3 separate regions of the Homo sapiens genome follow, and all the other regions are linked to region 2. A link is a contact called in ENCODE Hi-C or POLR2A ChIA-PET data. All regions are on one chromosome and are shown on one strand. Each heading gives the region's core, a stretch centred on a gene start or an enhancer-like site at or near the end of the contact. The rest is flanking DNA. Distances are from core to core; before and after follow the strand shown.

Region 1 (2,700 bases), core at 71-2,570, 2.7 Mb before region 2:
GACTGCAGTGCGGGTGGGAGGGCGAAAAGGAGGCCAGCAGAAGCGCACAGGCTAAGCCCTGCCCAGCCTGCAGCTCCGCCCGCCGCAAAACAGCTCCTCCCAGGGGAAACCCAAAGCCAGCCAGCTCCTCAGAGACGCCGCCCAAGCCAGGTCACCACAGCCACTCCGCCCCCATCCCCGAGGACACCGCCTCCACTCCACTTTCCTCTCGTGCCATCTGCTCCTTAGCACTCACCTTCATTGCGGTCACACCCCAAGTCTGCCCTTATCATGCTAGGGCCTCTTCCTAACTCATCGCTGTAGCCCATGCTTTATCTATAGCGCCCCCGAAGCCCACCTGTCCTTCAGGTCACCCAATATCCCTACCATTATCATCACCACCAAACCCTGCCCTGGCCACCGCAATTCCATTGCGACACCTCCTGCCTTCCGCAAATCCTACGTAACGGCAATAACAGCTACCATGACAATTTATTGAAGGTTCACTACAGGCCAGTGTATCACGAGGCAGGGAGGCACACGCATCATCTCCTCTAACTAAATCGTCACAGCAATCTTGTGCGTCGTATATGATTGTTATTCCCATCTACAGATGTGGAAACTGAGGCTCAGAGAGGTGCGGGAACTTGCACTAGATCACTCAGCAGTGAGCGGAGCACGTCGTCGCAGACCGCTGGGTCCAGGTCCAAAGACTGTGCTCCTTGCACCCACCTCCATCTGGAGCCTAACCACTCCCTATGATACTCCGTTCTTGGGTCACCCCAAAACTGTGTTGCTCGCACAACCCATCCATTACACAGGTCGCCCCGGGTCCACATCGCCCCTAAATCCCGCCAGGTCCCGGTCCCTTCTTTCAAATAACGCCCCCTTTCTTCTCCGGCACCCGAAAACCCACTCCGCGCTCCACCCCCCTCCTGCCTCCTGCCACCGCCCCCTTCCTCCCTCCGCCCGTGGGTAGTGCTAGCCCCTAGGACAGCGCCGGGTCTGGCTTCCAAAGCTCCCTCAACCCTCTTCATCCAGCTTCCATTCCCTCTTTCAGTCACCCCGCCAGACCCCAGGGCGCTGCGGCTCACTCCACACTTTCCCGGGAACCCTACGCCCAGGAGGCTCAGCGAAGCTCCAAAACCAATTTTACGGACTGTACTACTGATCCACCTGTCGGGGAGAAAGACTCTACCCGCAGTTTGACGAAAATGGTCGTTTCCAGATGCTTGTAGGATTTCCTCGCTAAGCTCCACCCTCTGCGGCGCCTTCTTCTGATTGGCTCTGAGTAATCAGAGCCAAAGCGTTACTTCCGGCGGAAAAGGACGCGGGAGATTCGATTGGAAGGCTGCCGGCGTGCTACTGAGTTCGGCCGGTCCGAGTCACTGTGCGTCGCCTGGGCCCGTTCCTGGTCTTCTCCCCCAGGTGAGCTGGGTAAAGGGGTTCTCGGGAAGCCGAAGAGCCGGAGACTCCTAAGGAGGCTCTTAACTTCATTATGAATGAGACCCACCCAGAGCCCGGCGCTTGTTTTTTCACAAGTGGTTCTCTGTAAACGGGCAGCCATGAGGGTAACAGAATATAAACGTCAGTTATTTTATTTTAGACTCAGTGCTTTTGCAATCACCTAACGAACGTTTATTGAACACTTACAGTGCCATCGAGCTAGACTCGGAGTGAGCTTTTAGAATCGGAAATAGAGAGGAAAAGGCGCGACTCTTGCTTCTGTAATGTGCAAATACGTATTCAGTGGGCCACTGTGCAGAGTAGTACGTGCTGAAAGGGGATCTTCCAAAATGCTATGATGGCTTAGAAGGAACATATTTTAACTGAGCCATGTGCTTAAACCAGAGCTTGAAAGTTTTCTTCCTTTTCACATCCAGCCAGTCCCTACCAGCCTCTTGAATATCTCAGATCTGTTCACTTCTCTCCGTTTTTTACTGACATTATTTTGGTTCGACCCTATGACTGCTACATAGCTGTGACAGTAACCCCCCCCTCCCCCGCCGCCCCAGCTGGTTCTCCTGCTTTCAATCTTGCTACCTTCCAGTCCAGTCTCCACATTGCTGGGCTGATAAAGTTCATATTTGACCGAGGCACTCCCCATTGAAAACCTTTCAGTCGCTCCTATTTGCCCTCAGGTTTAAGCCCAAACTCTTTAACATGACTTACAGACTCTTTCCTATCTGACTTTTGCCTGGCTCTTCAGCCCTAGTGGTTTTCCACCGCTCCAGCCATATAGAATGTCTTTTGTGTTCCTGAAGTGCACTATCCTCCTTCTCACCCCAAACCGTCTTCTGACCCTGTCCCTGACCTGGCTAATTCTTAGTCAGTTTGCAAAGCCTTTTAAATCAGAAACCCTTTCCTGACCCCACAGGACTGGATCACAGAGCACCAAGTAATTATTTGTTTATTCTGCAGATAGTTAAATGCTTCTTTCGTCTGTGCCAAGAATTGCTAGGTACTGAGATCCAATGATGAACAAGGTAGATTCCTGTTCTAATGGAACTTACCTTTTATGGATGGAATTAAGGAGAATTTACAAGGAAACTATGTGAATTAGACTGGTCTAAGAAGACCTTTCCAAGGAGTTGATACTGATGCCTAAAAGATGAGCGTGATCCAACCATGCAAAAGAGGGAAAGAAAAACATTCTAAACAGAGTGAACAGGTTGTGCAAACGTCCTGAGGCAGGAAAGAGCTTGACATGTTAATGTTCAA
Region 2 (2,700 bases), core at 1-2,500:
TTGAAAAAAAAGGAAAGCAATCCCTTGGCATGGAGACATTAAAGTGACAGTGCTACTCAATGGGCACTTGATGCAGGATGAGTTGGCGAAGCAGATTTCTTCACACTGGAGTCATTCACATCATGCCATCTCTTCGCATTCAAGCAGCTCCCTATCCGGCGAGGAAAAACACTGAGACTTCGAGAGAAGCCAAACCTTCCCCCAAAGGTGTTTTCAGAGACGCCGTAGTAGTATTAGACATGTAAGCATAAGCTATGTAAACGGTCCGCGATTTCCTAAATGAGAAAGTGCAGCTGCTTGGCTTTCACATCCACCTTTTCTCTCAATCTCTCTTCAAACTACCCACCTTCCTTTTGCAGAAAAGACAAGACATTTCTTTGCCACCGCTGGCCACCCCTGCCCAAGCCCCGTTCTTTTAGGGAAGAGCACTGAAATGTCCTGCACCCTCCACGCGATGAAGTGTTTCCTCAGGCAGGAGCAACAGCAGCACTAGAAATTATATAACTCTCGAATTTGGCTTCTGTAAGACATGGAGACTGGAGGGTCGGGGGTTGCCGGTCTGGGAGATACTGCTGGGCATTTAACGTGCACAAAACAGCGCCAGGCCTTGCAGTGCCCCCCACCCCGAGACACGGCTGACAAGTGGGTCTTCTCGCGGGGGTAGTGGGCAAATTTCTCTCCGGTCTCTTTCCAAGCGGGGCTAAAGGATGCAAATTGAGGGGACTACAGACTGGGGAGAGGAGTCAGACGGCTGAGAGGAGAGGAGGCTAGTCGGGGCTGCTCTGACGGCGCTGGGCGGCTGGTCCGGGGTTTGGAGGAGGAGGTGCCCGAGAAACAGAGCTTTAACACCACACAGGCCAGGGCAAAGGGGCGAGTTCCCTCAAGGACTGAAAGGGGCAGGCAGCTAGTTCCCAGCTGCCCTGAGGAGAGGCAGGAGCGCAGTAACATTACAACATTCGGGCCGCCCCATCTTTCCCGCAGGACGCGAAGAGATCAGGGAGCTAAGCTGATAAATAGTCAGGGAAGGAAATACTCGGCTGGCGAGGGGGGCAGGCCCACAGGCGCCTGGACCTCCTCTAAGCGAATAAGTGGCCGTAATTTCTAGACGCCGCGCCCAATCACAGTCAGGATGGAGGGCGCGGCTTTTGACTGAGTGGGGGCGGGCCCGGGCTGCAATCGAGAGGCGTTGAGCCGTAAATCAGCACCACTTCCCGCCCAGGGCGTTCTGGGTCCCCGCCCACCGGCAAGTCACATGAGCCACCAAAATGGTGGTGTTCGGGTATGAGGCTGGGACTAAGCCAAGGGATTCAGGTGTGGTGCCGGTGGGAACTGAGGAAGCGCCCAAGGTAGGCGGAAATCCGAAGTGGTATGGGGGGTGATTTCTGCACCTTCAAAGTGTTGGCAGACTCTTCTAAGATGATACCTTTAAAGGAGATTTGAAAAGTTAAAACAGCTCCCAAGTCCATGCAAGGAGCAGTCGATTAAGTCTCCAGTTGCTGTGGAAAGAGGCGGAGAGAACGTAGATGACCTAAATTCTAGTCCTCATTATCTGCAGTTTGTTTTCTCTTGTCTCCAGGCCTTTGCACAGGCTTTTTCTTCAACTTGGAGTATTTCCCTGCTTCTATCCGTCCCAACTCCCCTGCCAAACTGTTCTCTTTCGGTTATTGATTTAAATGTCACTTCTTCCGGGAAGCCTTCCCACGCTTCCTCTGGCTAGATTGTTTGCTTTTTCTTAGGTTGTTGGGTTTTTCGTTTATGTCACTCTCTCATTCTGTGTTTAAATTGCCAGCTTTTTTGTTCTGAACTCCCACTGCGTTGTGGATTCCTGAGGATGGGATGACTGTATCTTGATTACCCGGAGGTCTGGCATATACCACGTGCTCCCTAAATTATGAGCGAATGTTGAATAAAATTCTAAAGGTGAAATTTATTATTAGGTGAAAAATTTATTATTAGGTAAAATAATACACATGAAAGCACTACAAAACCGTTAGATGATTTGCAAACTATAAACCTACATAAATGCACTCTTACTGGTATAAGCGTGGTGACTAGTTGAGTGGCCTTAAGGGGGAAGGGGTGTAATGAAAGCACTGGAGTCTTTGACAGTGCCTTGCAAAGCTTAAGCACTCAAATATTTCCTGTGTTCTTTCCAGTATTTCAGTATTTGCTGTCCTGTAATCATAATCCTGGGTGTCTGTTTTCCCTATAGAGACTTTAGGGTGTAGACTAGGTAGGAGATTAGTAGAAGATATTGCCTGGAAGTTTGTTTTGTTTTTTGTTTTTGGTGGAAGGTGGAGGATTTCAATGAATTGGATGAGAGCAAAACAAAAATTTATCTATGGTTTATGGTTACTCATGTTATTGACGTCTGCCAAGACAGCAGATGTCTTAGTACAATAGATGGGTTAGGTATAGAATCTCCCTTAGATGTTACTATCCCTTATACTTTCCATTTGGGTGTCAGGGAGAGGGAAAAGATGTAAGTCTAGTCACTGAAAAATTGTAATTTGTAAAATATTTTACCTTTTTTTCCCCCTGCCCTCTCCAGAAATGTTACAGAAAAAGATTGAGTACATTTCTGCCATGATGCAGAGAAAGAAACTGGTCCATTATTACTCATTGTGTAACACCATAAGAAGGTTCAAAGGAGCTCATACCTTCTGTATGTTGATGCCAGGAACTGTGTATAATGAACTG
Region 3 (2,700 bases), core at 201-2,700, 2.6 Mb before region 2:
GTCTGACTCAGCTAGGAAAAGGTTTAGCATTCTAGAGTTAAGCAAATACTCTGGCATTTCTCCTTCTTTTGACATTCCAAGAGGGGGTGTGGTTGACCCCAGGCCCATTCATTTCCAAGGGTGTAGATCTCTCAGCCAAGACTGGCCCCATCTGTTGTGGAGCCAGCCAGCTGTTTATCTCAAAGTAACATATCTATTGCCCTAATTATCCCTATAACTCTTACAAGAGCATCATGTAAGTCAGAATGCTTTCTCTCCTGTTAAATGTCAGTTCGTTTAAAAAAACAACAATAACAAAACAACCAAAATCACTCTTCCATGGGCACCTTTCAGTAATGGCAAATGAAGGTTAACAGCGCTTCTAACTTTCCCTTTCTCTAATGTGTTAAAATGAACCCCTCTTCCCTAATCGATCTCTTCAAACCGTTATTTGTGAGTAGTGACTATGCCTCAGGAAACAGCAGCTCATTATGGTACCATTGTCAGTGGCAAAGAGCCTATGCAATGTAATTTAAAACACACAAGCACAAATCTGTCGGCTCCACTTCCAAACAATCTTGAATCCAGCAGTCGGAGAACGGAAAACATTTAACAAAAACGCTGCTTCCAGCAGCCTGAAAGAACCTTCGCCAGACACGTGAAATGTTTCTGACTGGCACGGAGTGCACCATTAAAGGACACTGTCACCTCAAATCAGCAGAAAAGGCGAGACAAACCACATAGACATACACACATAAAATAAAGCCCTACAAAACTTAAGCACGTTCATCTTAAAAATTAATAACTAGTGCTCGTCCAAGCGACATTCAAATGTTCTAAAGTAGTGCGACCACATTAATTCACTGTCTCCATTTCTCCCCACGCATCACCCCTTCCCACTCAAACCTCAGCTCTCGGGCCGTGTGTGACAGGACTGCAGTCCCCCACCTCTGCCTTCCTCAGATTTTCCAAGAGCACTCCCCAACATCCTTCCCAGCCCAGCCCCCTCTCTCCGCCTCAAAAAGGTTGAGAGGAGTTGCGACTAGGGAATTGGCAGGCACCCGTCCTCTGGCGGGGGAAGGTTGCTGGAGTTGTTCTTTGCAGTGACCCAAATGGCACAGAGCTTTTCCCCTTAGCTGTGCCTGCAAGCCTCTCCCCAATCCCCCCCACCTCCCCACCGCTCACAGCTTCCCAAAAGAAAGCCTTGAGAACTAAGCGGGAGGAATAACTTGGTAGAAGCATTTGAATAAATCACTTCAACTCACCTGGTTTGGGATTTTTCTCCCCACCCCAGGCATAAACAGAAATGGATGTGCGAATGAGTCACGCACGCAAGGGAAGGTCTGCGATGTCCTGAGTCCAAGGGCTGGAGTCAGTCCCTGCCCTGGTGCTGCTGCTACACTTAGCTCAGCTGGAGCGAGCGGCAATCGCAAGCCCAGCAGCAGCAGGGGGTGGAGAGACCGTAGCACAATGAATGCAGTGGGGCTTTTGCAATGACATCATCCCTCTGTCCAAACGTCCCCAATAGCCATGCTCGGGAGCGGTGCTTTCTGGGAACTGTAGTCTTCTTACGTCCTGAAGGGATACCCAGGCAATCCCCGAAACTACAATGCCCAAAATGCTCCAAGTGGGACGCGCCCAGAGTGAAGGAGCAAAGGGGACTCGGCCGCCATGTTAGGAGTACTGGGACGATTCCGCGGAGCCGGGCAGAGGTTTTAGGGGTGCGCAGGAGTCAAGTGGTGGTTCAGTGGGGACGGTGAGGTGGAGGACGATCTGGTCGGATAGCCGCGGGCACGAACCTGGGAACCAGAGGGTGGAGGCCATGCTGGGGACTGATGTAGGGCGGGACCGACTGGAAGCGGCATCCAGAGGCCCAGTGAGCCTCGGTCTCAGCTCCTGAAGGGGTTGCATGGGGCCCTACGCTTCCTTCTCCATTTTTTAGCTAAGAGATTGAGAGAGTCGGTTTACTTTTGGGCTTGGAGTATCATTTAGATCTGTTAACAGTACAGTTGAGAGAGTTGGTGTCTTTTGTTGAGGTGCGAGGACCCGAGGCGGCGACCCTCGCCTTTATTCGGAGAAGCCCACTTCCACCCACAGAGTTGGGGTAGTCCTCCGAAATGCATTTTTGTTTTGCCGTTTGTTTTCCAACCCCCTTTCACTCTCCCCAAAGCTTCAGATTCACTGATTTTTCATACAGGAATGATTAACAAAGGCGTCCGAAGAAATCGTTGTTGGAAGGTGACCAAGGTGGAAAGAGACGTTGCTTTGGCCCTGCAAGTAAGAAGAGAGAGGGAATAGCCTGAAGGAGTAACACTAAATTTAAAATGACACTTTTTTACCAACCAGCGAAAGCAGATGTTCAAAGGGGATATTGGCCAGGTGCGGTCGCTCACGCCTTTAATCCCAGCACTTTGGGGGCAGACGCGGGGAGATAGCGTGATTCTAGGAGTTCAACCCCAGCCTGGGCAACATGCGGAGACCCCGTACCGTCTCTACAAAAACATTAAACAAAAAAATTAGCTGGGCATGGTGGTGTACCCCTGTAGTTGCAGCTACACTAGAGGCTGAGGTGGGAGGATCGCTTGAGCCCGGGATGTTGAGGCTGCAGTGAGCCTCGATCCTACCACTGTGCTCCAGCCTGGGCGACAGCAAGCCCGTGTCTCAGAAAAGGCGGGAGGGGTGGGATATTATTGATGATAGGCCTTCTGACGTCTGGCAATA

What was found. A loop is a pair of places that touch in the nucleus more often than their neighbours do. ChIA-PET counts read pairs that join two places held with the same protein, here RNA polymerase II (POLR2A). Pooled maps may share reads with other maps.
Region 1: a map of gastrocnemius medialis shows a loop between it and region 2 (9-fold over the local background). The contact joins the promoter of DDIAS here to the promoter of TMEM126B in region 2. A Hi-C loop is called at or near these places in 3 of 168 maps with a recorded cell type or tissue (CD8-positive, alpha-beta T cell, gastrocnemius medialis and naive thymus-derived CD4-positive, alpha-beta T cell) and 10 of 50 pooled maps. POLR2A ChIA-PET finds 5 or more read pairs at or near these places in 1 of 52 experiments (T-cell).
Region 3: a pooled map shows a loop between it and region 2 (4-fold over the local background). The contact joins the promoter of RAB30 here to the promoter of TMEM126B in region 2. A Hi-C loop is called at or near these places in 7 of 50 pooled maps. POLR2A ChIA-PET finds 5 or more read pairs at or near these places in 3 of 52 experiments (GM12878, WTC11 and activated T-cell).

What each region holds. Positions count from the first base shown.
Region 1 is chr11:82,900,416-82,903,115 of GRCh38, forward strand. DDIAS (DNA damage induced apoptosis suppressor) reads left to right here and starts at 1,321. Exons shown (of 6, transcript NM_145018.4): 1 at 1,321-1,407. It overlaps LOC124902602, which reads right to left and starts at 1,640. Exons shown (of 2, transcript XM_047427953.1): 1 at 1,633-1,640; 2 at 499-1,266. The coding sequence starts at 1,640. The coding sequence ends at 609. It overlaps PRCP (prolylcarboxypeptidase), which reads right to left and starts at 15. Exons shown (of 9, transcript NM_005040.4): 1 at 1-15. RefSeq lists enhancers at 121-220, 501-550 and silencers at 761-810, 861-950.
Region 2 is chr11:85,627,343-85,630,042 of GRCh38, forward strand. It overlaps TMEM126B (transmembrane protein 126B), which reads left to right and starts at 1,251. Exons shown (of 5, transcript NM_018480.7): 1 at 1,251-1,346. The coding sequence starts at 1,266. It overlaps DLG2 (discs large MAGUK scaffold protein 2), which reads right to left and starts at 2. Exons shown (of 28, transcript NM_001142699.3): 1 at 1-2. RefSeq lists enhancers at 48-556, 429-588, 669-718, 859-1,048, 1,299-1,348 and 1 more.
Region 3 is chr11:83,070,447-83,073,146 of GRCh38, forward strand. RAB30 (RAB30, member RAS oncogene family) reads right to left here and starts at 1,451. Exons shown (of 5, transcript NM_001286060.2): 1 at 1,245-1,451. RAB30-DT (RAB30 divergent transcript) reads left to right here and starts at 1,620. Exons shown (of 3, transcript NR_038903.1): 1 at 1,620-1,700; 2 at 2,177-2,358. LINC02951 (long intergenic non-protein coding RNA 2951) reads right to left here. Exons shown (of 3, transcript NR_186233.1): 3 at 1,956-2,250. RefSeq lists an enhancer at 1,404-1,893.